2 separate regions of the Homo sapiens genome follow, and region 1 is linked to region 2. The links are chromatin loops, found by intact Hi-C in ENCODE. Cell type or tissue: PC-9. All regions are shown on one strand. Each heading gives the region's core, and the rest is flanking DNA. Links, peaks and the distances in the headings are about the cores only. Region 1 overlaps LINC02456 (long intergenic non-protein coding RNA 2456). Region 2 overlaps LINC02456 (long intergenic non-protein coding RNA 2456).

Region 1 (5,347 bases), core at 1-5,000, 61 kb before region 2:
GCAGGTTCAGAAATACCATCCAAGAGCCAAATGCTGGGATTGGGGACCCCAAAAGCCCACTTGGTGCTCCACCCCACTGTGGCCAGAGCTGGTACCTAAGGTGCAAGACAAAGTCACCTGTACATTTCTCTCCACTTTTCTCAAGCAGAAAGATCCTTGCCCCACAGCCACCACAGCTGAGAATGTGCTGAGTCTCACCTGAAGCCAGCAAGTCTCAGCGTATCACCAAGGCCCACAGTGTTTTGGATTGTTTACCCGGTTATGGATGCTGGTTATTTAAGGTCCAATGGCTTTTCAAGTTAGCAGGACTGCCAGGACTGGGTTCTTCTTTTCAGGGCAACAGGTTCCCTTTTAGCCCATGGTGTGTCTAGAAATGTCATCCATGAGCTAGGGCCTCACACCTCTAATGGGTTCCCTATCCTGCTGTGGTTGAGCTGGTATCCAAGATGTAAGACAAAGTCCTCCTCACTCTTCCCTGTTCTCTCCTCAAGCAGAATGAAGGGGTCTCTTTTGGAGCTGCGATCTGTGAAGCCTGTGGTTAGGGGAGGAGTGATGCCAGCACTTCCTTAACCACCCCAACTGATGTCTCAGTAGGTCTAATTCCCCCCACAGCGCGCTGGCTCTGGGCCCATTTCAGCATTAGGACTCACCTAGCAGTTGCAGTTCTTGTGGCCCAGGCTGCCTTTGAAATTTATTTGAGGCCCCAGAGCACTTTAGCCCACAGTGGCAAGGCTTATGGGAACTTATGTTCCCATGCTGGGATTGGCAATTACTCTCAGTCTTGGGCTGGTTTAAATGCCCCCTCCATGGCTGGGTGTCATGTGAGTTTGGCCTGTTTTTTACCTTCTACTTGAACAAGGCAGCACTGAGTCAATGTCTCATAATTACTCCACTCTTCCTTTCCCCAGAGCATAGAAATGCTTCACACCATGCCACCACTGCAAGTGGTTTAAGGAGGGGTGGCATTGGTGATTCAGGACTGTTTCTCCTGCCTCTTCTGTGCCTCTTTCAGTGATACAAAGTTAAAACCAGGTACTGTGAGTGCTCACATGATTATTGGAGCTTATGAAGGTGCTTTTGTGTGTGTATAGATAGTTCTTAAATTGGTGTCCTTGTTGGAGGGACAATTAGTGGAGCCCTCCAGTCCACCATCTTGCTTCTGAAGAATTATCTCTAAATGTTGATGAATGTAGTCATCTTTGGGAGAAATGAGTTTGTTTTGAGAATGTTTATGTGAGGTGAATAGTTACTAGTATTTTCCAGTCATTAATTAAAATAAAAAATAAATAAAATTAAAAATTTAAATATTTTCCAAAACAAGAAACTGAATATAAAGTTTCTAAAAATATGATTAGTTTATTTAGCATTCAACAAATATATATTGGAGCCTACAATGCAAAAGATACTGCCTCGGATGCCATGCAAGATTCTAAGAAAGCCTACAGTACACTCTTTCCCTTCAAATATTTTATAAACTGGAAGAGATAGAAGTAGGATAATTAGGCTACCAAAATATGCAATATTAAGCAGACAATGATCAGGGTAAAAAAGCAGGCACAAACTAAGTTTTATAGGGTTTCAGAGAAGGAATTGATTCCACTGCATTTGAGCAAAAGTGCTCTTGGGGGAGCTAGGTAAAGGAAAGAATATAAACAAAGGGGCAGAAATTGGAAATTACTGGGAAATTTTGAGCCATCACATTTGATTAGAAAATAGATTAATTTTAGGGAAGTCCTGAGAATTGAGCCTTGAAAGATCTTTAAGACCTTAAATGCCATTTTAAAGGTTAGCTTAATTTAGCAGAGAGGTGAGACCAGCAAAGACTCATCAGGCTTTAAGAAGATCAATTTGCTGAAGTGGGTGGATCATTTGAGGTCAGGAGTTCGAGACCAGCCTGGCCAACATAATGAAGCCCCATCTTTACTAAAAATATAAAAAATTAGCCGGGCATGGTGGCGGGTGCCTGTAATCCCAGCTAATTGGGAGGCTGAGGCAGGAGAATTGCTTGAACCTGGCAGAAGTTGCAGTGAGCCAAGATTGCGCCACTGCACTCCAGCCTGGGTGACAGAGCGAGACTCTGTCTCAGAAAAAATTTTTCAAAGAAGATCAGTTTGTCTGAGTGTGTTAGATAATTGGAAAAGGAGAAAACAAAATCAAGGAAACAGTCACCAAACAGGCTAGTGCAAGCATCCAAGCAGAAAGATAAACTATGCATTCAGGTGAGAGCAACTGCAGTGGAAAGCAGGGAGTAGAGCCAAGAGCCAGTGCAGAAAACAACCAAACAGAAAAAGTGAGTTAAATAAATAGAGTGATGCAATGCAGAAGCAAATATTTTTAGTTTGCCTGACTCAGGTAACGTTTATACCATTTACAAAAGTAAAGAGGCTGAAAAGGCTGAGTCTGTTTCAAGAAGAGGGGAATGATTTGGGTATTGAACACTCTGGGTTAAGATGCCAGCAGTATACCAAAGGAAAAATCCAGCAGGTAGAATTGAGGGACTATGATCCAGGAGGCAAGAGACCTCTGGAGGCAAGGATTTGGGAGTCATTTCTGTAGAGGTAAGGGGTAGTCACCAAAACCATGGCAGTGCATGAGACAAGGGGAGGGGAGAGTGGAGTAAAGGCAAAAAAGGGAGGAGAGGAGAAGAATCTCAGGAATGCCAAGGAGGCATCATTTAGGAAACTTGAGAAAAACTATCCCTGGTTGAAAGAGAACTACTACTGTAGTGTAGCAGAAAGCATTCATTTCAAGAAGCAAGGGGATGTCAGCAGTGTCCTATGCCCTGTAGTGAGGGAAGGGTGAGAATAAGACTGAGAAAGAAAGAAAAAACTGACTTGGATGGTTTGAGAGTCATCAATGGTAAAATCATTACACCACCAATTATGTTTCAATATTGCAATTTGACCAGAAGTAAGATCCCAATCAGAATTGCAATCTGCAGATTGGAAAGAGATGAGGTGAGAAAGAGGAGCTAGTCAGTGCAGGCTGCTAATTTAACAATTCTAAAAGGAAGGAAAAGAAAGGTAGGGTGCACATTGAGAGGGCATTGTGTGGGAAAGACTGAGGGTCCTTCTTACAGAAAGGGTGAGACTGAAATTACTCAAGAGGAGATCACTGAGTGATATTTGATCATGAGCCCAGGTCAGGGCCTTCAATTTGAAAAGGAGAACAAACCTTCCCCAGATGCCAAAGGAAAGGAAGTGAGTGAAGAACAAAGGAACATTTTGAGACGGAGGGGAATAGTGAGCAGGGAAGATGGATGTTTCCAATGCAGAGGGGGAGCTGGTGGCATTTTAGAGAACTAGGTGGGGAGGGTGAGTCTGAAGATTTGAGAATCATGGAGAAGCTTTAAAACAACCCCTAGGCTGGTGTCAGAGGACACAATAAGAGTAACAAGTAAGGAAGTAAAAGGCTGGTAAGCAGCAGCATAGTTGATTCTGTGTGTGTGTGTGTGTGTGTGTGTGTGTGTGTGTGTGTGTGTGTGTGTGTGTCTGCCTGTCTGTCTCTCTCTCTCTCTCTCTCTCTCTCTCTCTCTCTCTCTCTCTCTCTCTATCTATCTGCCTGTCTGTCTCTTTCTGGACTCCTGGACTCTCAGGATCCTGTGGGCCTTGACTTTCAGATTGGTGACTACTCCCAGCCAGACTTCAAAGATGCAGAGTTGGAACTCCAAGGTTGGCAATTCCAGGCAGTAAGACCATGCCACCTGAGATTGCTGGGAGAGGCTTTTCCAGGCCCCTCCTGCAAGAAAACAGACACCAAAGAACAAGGTAAAGAAGTATGGAAAAACAGGGTTGGACCCTATCCATCTTTTTACTAGTCACTGCACTAAAATGTCAGAATCAGGGAAATGCCTGACCTCGTTTCTTGGGAAGAATGAGGCACATATCAAAATACATAAATCCTAAAAAGCTCGTTGTGAAGGGCAGAGTCCTAATAATTTGTATTTTGATAGCTTTTAAATATTTTTCAAATGGGTGTTTCCAGGAGTAAGGTAAATAGTCCCATTTTTGTGGGGCTTCTGATTAAATTCCAAACATATCAATGTTCTGGGGTGTGTCCAGTGACTCTGATACCTCTCAGCAGGTTTGCCAAGAAAGTGCAAATGTGAGTCTCAGGGAAACAAGGAAACCATTCTCCCAGTAGCAAGTTGCAGGGCTGTGCAAGGGAGAAATGTGCAGACTTTTGTCTCCCCTGTGAAGAAGAGATTAGAATTAGAATGGAATAAATTGTCGATGTGAGCAAGAGCTGTTACTATGTAACAATAACACTTTGTGTTCCATTCAAAGAACTGCAAGCCCTTTGACATGCCCTGAGCTCTTACTTTCTCTCTGGACTCCAAGAAGGGACTTGCTAAGCGCATCCCAGGTCCAGAGAGAATCTGCCCGCACCCCCCACCCCCGCCCCCCGCCCCCTCGCCACGACCAACTTACTGTGCCTCACTCTTTGCTCCTTCTTCACCAGTTACTCTCCTTCTGTTCCTTTTTGCCCACCTCTGCTCAGCCTCCAACACCAAACAGTCCATTTTTGCCTGGAGGAGGAAACAAGACTGTATTGAGCACACAAAAAGACATTTGCTTATTGAGATTGTAATGAGATCCTCAAAAAAGTTGTATAGACAAGTGATAGTCAAAATATTTAACAACACATTCGACACGGTCATCAGCCACCCAGAAACTACAGAAGTTTTACTGAAGCAGAGTGGATTCACCCACTGTGACGGGCATTACTTCTTATTTGCTGGACTGTGGAAAGTTCCCAGGACAGGGTAGGGCATGAGTGCCCAGAGTAGCAGGAATAGGAGATACTTGAGTGGCAGTAACTTTTACCAGCTGGGACAGAAGTATTTCAATGTTTCACCAACCAGTACTGCTGAATCTTAGCCATGACTTATGTCCATATAATAGATAAAAATTGGGCCATGGAGGTGTTAAATAACTCATCCAAAGCCACCCATTGAGTGCTAGGATTGGGACCCAGTGACTCTACTGTGAGGCCTTTTCCACACTCCCCACCTCACTGGCTCAGTACCTCTTCTCCCTCATCTGTCTCTTTCTGCTTAGAGATGAGAATATGTAGTAGTCTGGAGAGGGCATGCAAGGGCACCTGAAGACCCTCTCCCAGGAAAACTCTAAAGGTGTGTCTGTTAACTCTCTGCTGTGGTCCCACTAAAAGTATTCTCCGTAGTAGCAAGGTTAGGGGAGAAGATTGAGAAGAAAGCCTATTATTTCCTCTTTTCCCCCTAATGAGGCAAGAACCTTGTTTCTTTTGTTCCTCATGATGTTGTCAGAGTACAGCACATGATTGATTCCTAATACAATTTTGTCAAATGAATGAGTGAGTGAGTGAA
Region 2 (5,379 bases), core at 86-5,085:
AACATTGGGTAACTTTTCTTAGCTCTACCAGGCCTCACTGTCCTCATTTGTAAAAGGAAGAGGTTGGATTTTATGGTCTCTGAGGTCTTTTCCAGTTCTAACATTTCATGGCTCTATAAAGCATTGCTGTTAAGGAAGATTACTAGGAAATGTTGGAACTGAATCCTGTTTCTCTTTGCCTGTCCTGACCATGTCCTCCACATAGATGAATTATCCAGGCTGATTTCCATGCAATCCGAGTGATAGTCTTGCCATTATTAAGATTTCATCTTAGACTTTAATAGTTTATTCCAACCCAGAAAACATGGTGGGAGGTGGAGATGGCTATGAACCAAATGCTACCTTGGCCACTTTGCCCCACTCTACTTCCTAAGAGCCTATGTGTGGGTTATGGAGGCCCATGGTTTCAGTTAGCAAATAGTTATTTGATAGTTTAATTTAAAACTTATTTAATTCAAAAAGGTTTAATTCAATTCAGCAAATAATTGTTGCATGCCTACTGTGTGCCAGGTACTCATTAGACTCTACAGATACAGAGATAAATGATAAAAGTCAAAATCTGTTATGACTACAAAATGCTATCTATAAGATTAATAACATCTTATTTATTTATTTATTTATTTAGATGGAGTCTTGCTCTGATGCCCAGGCTGGAGTGCAGTGGCCACGATCTCGGCTCACTACAACCTCCACCTCCTGGGTTCAAGCGATTCTCCTGCCTCAGTCTTCTGAGTAGCTGGGATTACAGGTGCGTTCCGCCACGCCTGGCTAATTTTTGTATTTTTAGTAGAGATAGGGTTTTACTATGTTGGTCAGGCTGGTCTTGAACTCCTGACCTCAGGTGATTCACCCACCTCAGCCTCCCAAAGTGCTGGGGTTACAGGCATGAGCCACCGCACCCAGCAGATTGATAACTTCTTCACAGCTAAGTTGGACTTATTTTTTTCCCAGATAAAGACAACTAGATGTAGAGATACGAGGCTGTCTTTGTTTGTTTGGTGTGGCTATAACAGAATATGTGAGACTGGGTAACAAATAATGAAAAGAAATTTATTGTTCAGTTCTGGAGAATGGGAAGTCCAAGATCGAGAGGTCAGCATCTGGTGAGGGCCTTCTTTCCAAGTCATCCCATGGCAAAGGTCTCAAAAAGTAAGGGGGGAGGGAGGGAGGGAGAAATGGAAGGAGAAAGAGAGAAAGTAAAAAGGGGCCGAATTTCCCCTTTTATAACAAACTCACTTCTGCAATCATGACATTAATCCATTAATTCCACCCTCATGGCCTAATCATCCTCATTGGGCTCTACCTTCCAATACTCTTGCATTGAGAATTAAGTTTCCAACACACGCTTTTTGGGAGATACATTTAAATTATAGAAAAGGGCAAATCAGTTAAGTCCTAATATAAGTAAAAGAGAAAATAGAGGCCTTCTGGGCTCCACATGATCACAGATATAAATAATTAGCACAGAGCATAGGATTCAATAAATGTTATTTTTCTTCTCCATCTTGTTTAGGTTAATACCTAGAAGTCATTCTGCATTTCTCTGCCATTCATTCCCAAGTTGTCAGGTCTGCCTTATTAATATTTCTAGAATTTAGCCACTTCTCTACATTCCAATCTAAAACAAACTTCAAGTTTCTACTATAAATCTCTTTGTATTAACCTCCTAAATTTTTCCTATTGCCAGTCCTGCCTCCATCAATCCATTTTCCATGCTGAGACTGAAGTGATTTTTCTGAAATTTAGATTTGGTCATTCCTATTTCCACTGCTTAAACCAGAGATGAGGAGCAGGGGACAGAGTCTAGAAATGTTTAGACATGTAGCAATCAATAACTAGTCATCTAGGGTGAGGAAGTAAAGGTTATGAAGAAGAAGGAGTCAGGAATAATTTACACACTTACAACCTCATTGAATAATGGGTGGTGGTGCTATCAAAAGAAATGCAATGCAGGAGAAGCAGATTCAGTGGGATGATGGTATAAGGAATGCTATGACTCACTGCCCAAGATTTAGACTCTTATTTCCCTAGTTGCTGGGCGTGTGACTGCTGATGGCTAATAACAAAGACTGTCTGTAGGAATGGCCATCAGCAACTGCCCTGGTGTCTTTCCTTCAACTCACACCTACGCCTTCATGAGAGCTCCTTTTGACCAAGTAATGGAGGAAGAAAAATGCCAAACTAGGAGCACAGATGGGTTAACTCAGTCTATAGGTACAAGCCAAAAATGATTGCTGCTGCAATGTAGCTCTACTCAGAGGTATCTCTAAAAGATGGTGGTGAGAAAAAAAAAATCCCCCCAATGAGTAGAGCTTAAGCTTAAGATTATCCGCTTGATGTGGAAAGAGAGGTGGCTTCAGAAAAGATTACTTATGGATTCACAGGCAGTGGTGAATGGCTCAGTTGATTGGCTCAAGGCCTGGAAGAAAATCTGGAATATCATAAGCAAGAGGATCTGGAGAAAAGGTATATGGATTGGTCTATGAGAGTGAGCACAAAGTGTGAATAATGATGTATTAAGGCCCACAAATGAGTGTCTAAAATGGAAGAATCATAAATAATCAAGTACACAGAATAATTCAGCCAGTTGACATCAGTGATTTGTTAATCTGGTGATGGCACAATAGGCATTTGAATAGAGTAGCCATGGTGGGGAGTATAGAAGCTATGCATGGGCTAACAGGATGGGTCCTCATTCTTTTCGCTACTCTAGCTACCATCATTGCCAAATATCCCCTCTTCCAACAACAGAGACGCAACACTGAAAACCCAATATGAAACAATCCCATAAGGATCATAACCAGTCACTTGGTGGCAAGTCAACTGAATTGAACTCTTTTCATGCTAATTAGGAAAACAATTCATTTTCACTAGAATGGACACATATTCCAGTGATGGGTTTACCTTTCCTGCCCACAGAGCCTTAGCCAGCACTATCAGGAAGCATAAAGAGTATTTGATCTCCAACGTGAGATCTTCATGACATCAAATTCTCCTGCCCTATCCTGCTTCCTTCACTCCCTCTCATGAGTTCTGCTGCTAATAGCACTTCGCAAAAAACTCCCAGCATGCATATCTTCTTTTAAGTGTCTGTTATCCAGGAAAACCAATTTAAGACAGGTAATGAATTCAGTCTAGGTTGAGGTGATTGCAGGACACTCAAGCAGAGATATTGCATTTTTGCATATTGAAACTACAAGAATTAGACAAGATTATTCAGTGAGAATGTGCAGAGTAGCAAGAGTGGTACACGGAGAATAGAATATGAGGAAAACCACAAAAAGGAGGAAAAGGAAGTAAAACAAACCAAGAGAGGGTCAAGTTGCACCAAAAAGTCCAAATTTAAAAAAAAGACTGAGAGATGCGGCAAGTTGGAGGTTATGGATGACCTTAGCAAGAGCTCAAATTGTGGGGCTAGAAACAAAAGTGAGGTGAGTTAAGGAACACATGGGAGGTGAGGAGGTAGTGGCAGTGAGTAAAGACTAGGGGTCAGATATTCAAATACAGGGGCCAGATAGGTGGGGTAAATGGATAAATTAACTTCAATAAATAATATGTGTCCAGGCCTACATGGTCCAGGTACTATAATAGGCACTTGAGTTTTCAGTAGTGATGTGAGAGGAGACAGAAAAAGTAAGAAAAACTGTAGTTTCAGAATTCTTTAAAAATGAAGAAAATAAGAGGGAAATGAAGCAAAGAGCAAATTCCAAGTGAATGAGGGGGAGTAAGGAAAGATTTCTCTGAGGAGATGACATTTCAATGAATTCCTTAATAAGAAGTCAGCCATGTGAATACTTTGGGAAAGCATATTATAGGCCAAGAGAAAATAGTAAATGTGAAGACTCTGAAGCAGGAATGAGCATCTATATATTCCTAATAAAGAAGTCAGTATGGCTGGAAACTGTTAGCAAAGAGAAGGGTGTCAGGAGATAGGGTAGGAGAGCTAGACAGAAGCCAGCTTAACTCAGGCTAGTTGGCCATAGTAAAGACCATGATAAAGTGCATCTTGGAAGCCAACTGTTGAGAAAGCCAAAGGTCAAGCATAAGAATGAATCATGATGGTGATAATAGGAAGTGGCGGGAACTGTGGCAGAGTGGAGAGCATTTATCTAACTTAAAGAGGACAGTTGCTGATCAACAACAGCTAATCAGCTCTACTTAAGAATATGGACCCAGCCTGAATATCACAATTCTAAGAAAAGTAGAAATCTGGATTCTTAAATAAAATCTTCCAATTTCTAAGTGATGTCATTCAATTCCAATCTTGTTTTTTAACTAATCTGATCCAAAACACTGTGCTGATCAAACAGTAAATCTGAGGCTAGACTTAGCCAGCAGGTCTCCAAATGCAAGTCCTGGTTCTCAACATTGTTCTTCCAAATTTAGATGAAAAGGGGAGACAGAGGGTAAGAAGTAGCTAAAAGAATAATATGCTGCTGTTTTAGTCAGGGTTCTACAGAGAAATAGAATAATAGAATTTACATATATCTATGTATCTCTATCTCTATCTATCTATCTACATGGGGTACTGGGGAGAAATACTGATTTCATTGTCTCATGTGATTATGAGGGCTGACAAGTACAAAATGTATAGAGGAGGCCAGGAGGCTGAAAATTCAGGTAAGAGTTGATGTTTCAGTCTTCAGTCAGAATCCCACAGAGCAGCAAAATGGAAGCACAGGCAAGGTTTCTATGTTGCACACTTGAGGAGAATTCATTGTTTTTCACAAAGTGTGTCTTTGCTTTTAAGACCTTCAACTAATTAAATGATGCCCACTCATCTTATGGAGGGTAATATCTTTTACTTAAAGTCTACTGATTTAAATGTTGATGCCATCTGAAAAATATCTTCACAGCAACATTTAGGCTAGTGTTTTTACCAAACAATTGGGCATCATAGCCCAGCCAAGTTGGTACATAAAATTATATATCACAAGGGCCAAGAAAGCTTTAATTTATAATGAGATAGGTTTGAACATGTTTATACTCTGAGAAGACTGTAGTAAGGAAGACAGGAAGAAAAAGGAAAGGAAAGAAAAGATATACATAGAATGAGTGAGGCCTCAAAGGAGCAGGAAGTAGGATCATGGGATAGAGTGAAAGGATTGGCCTTGAATAGGAGGAGGACACCCTCACTCTCTAGAATAGGAACTAACAAGCTGTGCCCCAAAGGCCAAATCAGTTAGTTGCCTGTGATTTTGTTAGCAGCAGTGAATCTATATGGGTCTGCAGCAACTTGATCTTTGCCTCCTCAGAAGAAAGAATTTAATAGAGGAGTGAAATGCAGAGGGAGAGACCAAGGTAAGTTTTAGAGCAGGAGTGAACGTTTGTTAAAAAGCTTGAGAGCAGGAATGAAAAGAAGTAACATAAAGAGGGCCA

What was found. Hi-C counts contacts between places; a loop is a spot of excess contacts. Peaks named below come from ENCODE experiments on the same cell type or tissue, not always from the same donor. Only the 100,000 strongest peaks of a DNase experiment are listed, where the experiment ranks them.
Region 1: a loop joins it to region 2, with 3 times the contacts of the local background. A loop is called at or near these places in 1 of 110 quality-filtered maps.

Annotation. Positions count from the first base shown.
Region 1 is chr12:102,689,287-102,694,633 of GRCh38, reverse strand. It overlaps LINC02456 (long intergenic non-protein coding RNA 2456), which reads right to left. Exons shown (of 13, transcript XR_007063427.1): 12 at 4,431-4,528. Among named protein-coding and RNA genes, the nearest start is that of LINC00485, 130 kb to the left of the region's middle. In PC-9, for the core only: no CTCF peak of the experiment used is centred there; DNase peaks (open chromatin) are centred at 2,263 and 4,093; H3K27ac peaks cover 1,595 bases.
Region 2 is chr12:102,628,112-102,633,490 of GRCh38, reverse strand. All of the region lies in intron 11 of LINC02456 (long intergenic non-protein coding RNA 2456), which reads right to left. Among named protein-coding and RNA genes, the nearest start is that of IGF1, 150 kb to the right of the region's middle. In PC-9, for the core only: no CTCF peak of the experiment used is centred there; a DNase peak (open chromatin) is centred at 2,000.